Linked DNA regions of Homo sapiens: region 1 is linked to region 2. Evidence: chromatin contacts called from ENCODE Hi-C or POLR2A ChIA-PET data. All regions are on one chromosome and are shown on one strand. Each heading gives the region's core, a stretch centred on a gene start or an enhancer-like site at or near the end of the contact. The rest is flanking DNA. Distances are from core to core; before and after follow the strand shown. Region 1 has its middle 20 kb from the start of TASL. Region 2 overlaps DMD (dystrophin).

Region 1 (3,684 bases), core at 37-2,536, 630 kb before region 2:
CATCTCCTGGCCAGGCATGGTAGCTCACGCCTGTAATCCCAGCACTTTGGGAAGCTGAGGCGGGTGGATCACCTGAGGTCGGGAGTTCGAGACCAGCCTGACCAACATGGAGAAACCCCATGTCTACTAAAAATACAAAATTAGCCGGGTGTGGTGGCACATGCCTGTAATCCCAGCTACTCGGGAGGCTGAGGCAGGAGAATTGCTTGAACCCGGGAGGCAAAGGTTGCAGTGAGCCGAGATCGCGCCACTGCACTCCAGCCTGGGCAACAAGAGTGAAACTCCATCTCAAAAAACAAAACAAAACAAAACAAAAAAATCCCACAAAATCTCCTAAGTAGAAATAGTAATGAAAAACTCTGAATAAAAAAATTATAATTAAGATACTTGTAATTATTACTTGAATAAAGGAAGTACTTCAATGCTTGAAACAAATACTTTTGCCTATTTGCATCCAAAATGTCATATGATCAAAAGATCTTGGTTTATTTGTTTCATTTCCTCGAGGAGAGACAAAATCATGTGTGGAAAAACCTTAAGTGTGTGGAAATTTTAGCAAGAAGTTAATTCACAGAAATCACTAAGAATAGATTCCTAAAAGGGGTGTAGTTCAGTTTACATTTTCAGATTTTGAGATCAGGATGTCGTGGTCAAGTCTGCAGATGGGAAAGGAATGTGGTCTATGTCACACTGAGCATATGACAGACACCCATCAAAGAACACACCTGCTCCTGGAGAAGACCAGGGCACCGGAAAAATCATGGATCTGACAATAAAACCATTTCCTTCATTTGCCATCACAATAATTAGTCGTCTTGGGGTGTATTTCCTTTTTCTAAAAATAATGGTAGTGGTGTTGTTACTCAATCTTCTAAAATGGGTTTGTGTGTTAACTTCCAAGACAAGAGCTCCTTTTCCTAAATGGAACTCCATTTCTTCAGCCAATGCAAGACTCCTTATCTAGAAAGAAAGGTTATTCATGTTTACTTATGAAAAAGCACACAAAGGCAAACAACTTGGTCCTTCCTGTGTGCTCAGAAATTGCCTCCCTCTGGATCATGCTGGGGTTGGGAAATAGAAGTTCTTCCCTCATCACCTCCCTGTCCCTAACTGTACACCCTGCTGTGGACTCTGACTCTGTTTCCCTGCCACATCTACATCTTTTCTCAGTCTTACTTCCTGAGTCCTGATGGCTCCTTCTTGGCTTTCCCAGGTAAAATTAAGGCGAAGGGGCTCTGCAAGAAGGGAAGGGGCTTTGGGGACAGGAAAACCCTCCCTCAGTGGGCAACAGCATCTACCAGCAAGAAAAAAAAAAAAAAAGAGAAGTGAAAATCCTGTTTTGTAACTAAGGGCTCCAAGCGTTTTAACTGCTGCTGCTTCTTCTCTCTCTCTCTTTCCACTTACCCTCTTCCGCCCACTCTAAGGTTTCAGTCTCTACTCATTCCATCTAAGAACTCCCCAGTGATATAAGTGAAAAAGAAAGGGACAACCAACCTGTCCTTTCCACAGGAACCCTCATTTCCCCAGGCTCATCCACTCCCTCATGCCTACTCCAGCCCCTCAGGCCCAAACCTAATATGGACTTCTCCCTGCTCAGGCCTTCCCACTGTCTATTTGAGTCTCTGTTTCCTAACTCTAGAACTCCAGTCTCTGCCCAGATGGACTCCACTGGAAGCTTGGAACTAAAGGATGTACTCTGCCAGTTAGAGCTGCCTCAAGGGGTCAGGAATCTCTGAAGACATTTCCCCTACGAGCATTGCTACACTTATTGGTTCTCATCCATAGTTTTCTTAGCATAGACTCCACTTGCACTCTGCTTAAGTTAGTTTTTCTGGTACCTTAGAAACCTAACTACGTTTTTATCCACTCACTCATTCGACACATATTTTTTCTGAAGACAGAGATTCTCCTAAGGACTATTTTAGGCATTGTACAAAACAAAACCTCTACTTTCATGAAGAAGACCAATCCTAGATCCAAGTCGAAGACTGTCACTGGAGGAAAGCAGAAATCCCCACCCCAACTCAAGAATTATTACACAAAGGATAACCTGAGCCCCTCGGAAGGTTAGCAGAAGGCCATTCCCTTAGAAAGCAGGGAGTGGCTGTTAATTCTCCAAGATTTTCCACCTCTAGGCAAAGAACAGAGAAGGATTTGTGAAAAGCCAGTGCTCCAACACAGCACTGTGATAGGAAAGATATTGAATGAGGATTCTGGATTCCCTAGGAGAGTCTCAGGGGAGGAGAGGTTGAGTCCTTCCTGGCCTCTATATCAGCCATGGTGAAGAAGCCACCTCAAGCAAGGCCAGAGAAAACAGGCCCCAGACTGGCCTTGAGAGTCGCCTCACATCAGGGCAGCCCTGCTGTGGAGAGAACTGCAAGAGGCAGGAGAATCAAGTAGGACAGAAACTAAGATAGGCTACAAGGATGTACTGTGAAGCATAAACTGGGGATGGCAGCTAGGCAGAAATATCCTCTGTCCACATATACAGAGTAGAACAAAATCAGGGATTCTTAAGGATTTCAATAGTTCTTGCTCATTCTCCATAAATTTCTTTCCCTTCCTATCTCTAGTGGCTGACCTCAGCCACTCCTGTTTTTCCCAGTCTATCCTCCCAGCTAGAACTGAGCAATGCCATCCCCACCATTTCCCAGCTCTAGCCAGTCCCCTACCACCCACTGCATACCTCTTGTTCTTTGCCTAACTGCTGTTCTCTGTGCCTCGTGACATTAGGGGTTCTGAGTGTCATTTAAAATATATTTCCTTCTCTTTGTTTGTTTTAATTAGTCTCACTCAAAAAAAGATGTCTTTCACTTTAATAGTTTTTGCCACCTAGAGAAAACATTGGAAATTTCAGTGAACTGAAATGTAATAGATCTCCAAGATCTAGTATAAGAAAAAAATAAGGTGTTAAATAATGTTTGGAGTCTGCTATTCATTTATGTGGGATATATATATATACACACACACACATATATATACACACATATGTATATACACACATATATATGCATATATATACATATTTGTGTGTATATAAACATATATATGCATATATGTATGCATATACATATATACATATACATATATCTAAATATATATATGTCCTAGATGATTCTCAACTAAGAATTTGGAGTGTGCTATTCATCCCAAATAAATGAATAGCACACTCCACATATATATGAATATATACACATACATATACACACACATATATATAATACGTGTGTCTGTGTGTATATGTTTATATATAATATTTTATATATTTCTTTTTTTTTTTTTTTTTTTTTTTTTGAGACGGAGTCTCGCTCTGTCGCCCAGGCTGGAGTGCAGTGGCGGGATCTCGGCTCACTGCAAGCTCCGCCTCCCGGGTTCACCCCATTCTCCTGCCTCAGCCTCCCAAGTAGCTGGGACTACAGGCGCCCGCCACTACGCCCGGCTAATTTTTTGTATTTTTAGTAGAGACGGGGTTTCACCGTTTTAGCCGGGATGGTCTCGATCTCCTGACCTCGTGATCCGCCCGCCTCGGCCTCCCAAAGTGCTGGGATTACAGGCGTGAGCCACCGCGCCCGGCCTTTATATATTTCTTACATGGGATATATATCCCACATAAGTGAATATATGAAATATACACATATATGAAATATATATTATATTAATAATTATATTATATTATTAATATAA
Region 2 (3,689 bases), core at 112-2,611:
TATCAGAGTTCAAACTTTCTTCCCTTCTAAATACTTCTAACTATGACACATTCTGCCTCTAGTTAATCCTCCCTGACATCTTTTCAGCCTACCCCCAACCCACTGCAGTGAATAAGCCTTCTGCTACCAGTTTTCCACGCACCAAAGTCCAATCCATTCTCAAACAGTGATTCAGGCATACCAGAAGAAAGTAGCAGGGAATGCCTCCAGCTTTGTTCTTTTGGCTTAGGACTGACTTGGCAATGCGGGCTCTTTTTTGGTTCCATATGAACTTTAAAGTAGTTTTTTCCAATTCTGTGAAGAAAGTCATTGGTAGCTTGATGGGGATGGCATTGAATCTGTAAATTACCTTGGGCAGTATGACCATTTTCACGATATTGATTCTTCCTACCCATGAGCATGGAATGTTCTTCCATTTGTTTGTATCCTCTTTTATTTCCTTGAGCAGTGGTTTGTAGTTCTCCTTGAAGAGGTCCTTCACATTGTGGCATTATTCACAATAGCAAAGACTTGGAACCAACCCAAATGTCCAACAATGATAGACTGGATTAAGAAAATGTGGCACATATACACCATGGAATACTATGCAGCCATAAAAAAGGATGAGTTCATGTCCTTTGTAGGGACATGGATGAAATTGGAAATCATCATTCTCAGTAAACTATCGCAAGAACAAAAAACCAAACACCGCATATTCTCACTCATAGGTGGGAATTGAACAATGAGATCACATGGACACAGGAAGGGGAATATCACACTCTGGGGACTGTGGTGGGGTGGGGGGAGTGGGGGGGATAGCACTGGGTGATATACCTAATGCTAGATGACGAGTTAGTGGGTGCAGCGCACCAGCATGGCACATGTATACATATGTAACTAACCTGCACAATGTGCACATGTACCCTAAAACTTAAAGTATAATAAAAAAAAAATAAAAAAATAAAAAAAAAAAAAAAAGAAAGTAGCAGGGCAAACGTTTAGCTTCCATCACAATGCTACGGAAGCCATACAAATGTATATCTGGTAACTGTCAGTGAACTGCAACGGAGTTCTGGTGCCCTACAAGTCTACTACTCAAGAGAGTTAACTGCCTGTGTTGTTTGAGTCCGCATGTGTTGCTAGGAGTCTGCAGCACCACTCCCTCCGGCTTACAGCTGGAAGAGATAAGTCTCTGCCTTAGGAAAGTGTGTAGGATGCACACAGAAACCTCAAGATGCAATACAGCTGTGAACAATGTGACACTGTCCTGGGCTAAAGCTTGGGATGACTGTGTAGTGAAAGTATGTATGCAGTTTAATAAAGCTAAAGCCCCCCATTCCCGTGCCCCATGAGAGACTGTCCTCCACTTTCCCTGGGAGCTGACTTTCCAGGACTCTGATCCAAGTTGTAATGAGCTCACTAGCTCTCACAGCCGGAACTCAAGAGGAGTGAGACTATCCAAGAAACCAGTTACGCCATGTTTCCATGGCAGCTGGGAGAAAGCGCACTTCAGAAGGGTAAAAATGCTGAACTGCACATTTCTCTTCATAACTTGTATTATTTTATCCAGGGCTGGTTCTAGCCTATAAATAGAGAAATCTAGAAACGTAAGGAACAAGGGCAAACATCAAACCACCTACCTTCTCAAGTTGAATTTCCAACTACTGAAGTGATAGGCCATTCATCTTTTATTTTGAAACATGAAACAAGTAATAGGCTTCTCTTGCCCCTTTGTTTAGTCTATGCATTTTTCTTGACTTTGGTAAGTATTTCTGTTTTATGACTTTCACTTTTACTCTGTGTAATAGTAGCAGGTGTCAAAATTCACCAGAAAAGAGGAACAACTGGTCAAGTTTGCGTCACATATCTACATGTTACATGCTTTTGAAAAATAGTGAGAAACACCTCAGCATTTTAAAGCCATGGAAGCATTCCAAAGATATTACAGAAAAAAAACATTAAGTCCCTTCATTTCAATTTTATAGCTGGTTTCTGTCTTTTTAATAATACTGCAAAAATCCTACTATCTCTGACTGAACTGAGGTCTAGAATTTAAAACAAGGAGTGTTTTAGTCTATCTTTCCAATGGCTTATGGAGACTTTTTGGAAAGGCCTAAGGTTTCAATATGCCTATCTATTAGCTAGAAAGAACAATAATGACCTCATTAACTTTATGAGTGGAAAGAGCTGTACGGCTAAATGATTATTCCAACAGATAAATTGGTATAGTGGTCTTTGTTTCTTCATACCAACTCTATTTCCCAGAAGAAATTTAATCCAAATCTCCCAGGTGGTAAGTGAAAAATAAAATTTAGAGCACATATGCTTTTGGGGGAGTATTGTTCTAAATTCAGTGTTTGGCATACAATACGCATTGAACTACTACTGCCTGCCTATTTTACTAATTTTCCAAATTTTCCCAAGAAGCCAAAACAAGGCAGTCTCCCCACATACTCCTATTATAGAAAGGTGGCATATTTTAAAATATAATAATATGTCTCCAATTTTCCAGTCTCACTCCTCCAAAGGATTCTAATGGACTTTTCAGATGACAAGTATTATTCTTGCCAGCTCAAACTCACTAGAACAGACAAGAACCTTGGATCTTAATGAGACTTCAGACAAATTGAGTAATTTAAATCCAGTCTGTCTTGAAAGCAAATTAAGCCAAAATATCCAGGCTTCAGAAGTCTAGAATTATTGGGAGATCTTCAAGAACAGACCAGGAATTCTGGAACATATCTTTAAAGAATTAGCTGAGAGAAGAGGAACACTAACACATCATACTTGGTCTATAATTTTTTAGATATATTTGAGGCCTCTTAAAATCTCAACTCGTAAAAACCTCATCATCAACATAGAGCTTTACTTAAATGGGGGAAAAATAAACCTACACACAGATAAACAGGAATTATGCATTCATACTTAGATAAGTACAGAAAGTACAGTCTGTGAATTTATAATTACTATCAAGTTATGTTTCCAGATGTGAAATGGTATTACTTATTTATCACCAATGACTTTGTAAAACTCTTCTAAGAAATGAAGGAGAGGGCCAGGTGTGGTGGCTCACACCTGTAATCCCAGCACTTATGGAGGTCGAGGCGGGCGGATCACGAGGTCAGGAGTTCGAGAGCAGCCTGGCCAACATGGTGAAACCCCGTCTCTATTAAAAACACAAAAAAATTAGCCAGGCATGGTGGTGCACACCTGTAATCCTAGCTACTCAGGAGGCTGAAGCAGGATAATTGCTTGAACCCAGGAGGTGGAGGTTGTAGTGAGCTGAGATCGCACCACTGCACTTCAGCCTGGGCGACAGAATGAGACTCCATCTCAAGAAAAAAAAAAAAGGGAGAGAAGCAATAAAGTACCTAGTATGGCACAAATGTGGAAGACTCAGAATTGAGGAAAAGAGAAAAAGGTTATGAACCAAAAAATACTGAGAAGTTCAACTGTGAAATAAAAGATAGCACAAAATCCTGGCTGTGGATTGTTTAAGGCATTTCTGGCTCCCTCCTCTTGCTTGGCCTTCCTCAGCAGAATCTCACTACTTCTTAGCAACACTGTAATAATGGCAGAGTTGAAATTCAAATTAGTTTTGCTCATTGTTAGCTGCCCTGGTAAAAGGTTTGTTGAGAAAGCAGTTTCTGTAACAAATGGCCGATATAAAGTTTTCTGGGGGAGAACTGTGTATCTTAAGTACCATTTCT

What was found. Hi-C counts contacts between places; a loop is a spot of excess contacts on that map. ChIA-PET counts read pairs that join two places held with the same protein, here RNA polymerase II (POLR2A). Pooled maps may share reads with other maps.
Region 1: a loop to region 2 is called in a pooled map, with 4 times the contacts of the local background. The contact joins two enhancer-like sites. A Hi-C loop is called at or near these places in 2 of 37 single-sample maps with no recorded cell type and 1 of 50 pooled maps. POLR2A ChIA-PET finds 5 or more read pairs at or near these places in 2 of 52 experiments (GM12878 and OCI-LY7).

The regions. Positions count from the first base shown.
Region 1 is chrX:30,596,410-30,600,093 of GRCh38, forward strand. No RefSeq gene overlaps it. Among named protein-coding and RNA genes, the nearest start is that of TASL, 20 kb to the left of the region's middle. RefSeq lists an enhancer at 1,058-1,107. Within about 2 kb of position 1,287, at least 3 of the 41 ENCODE cell types and tissues checked have a DNase peak (open chromatin) inside an H3K27ac peak, as active enhancers do; they include GM12878, where a contact is called at or near this core.
Region 2 is chrX:31,227,335-31,231,023 of GRCh38, forward strand. All of the region lies in intron 63 of DMD (dystrophin), which reads right to left. Among named protein-coding and RNA genes, the nearest start is that of FTHL17, 160 kb to the left of the region's middle. RefSeq lists silencers at 1-252, 1,850-1,899. Within about 2 kb of position 1,362, at least 6 of the 41 ENCODE cell types and tissues checked have a DNase peak (open chromatin) inside an H3K27ac peak, as active enhancers do; they include GM12878, where a contact is called at or near this core.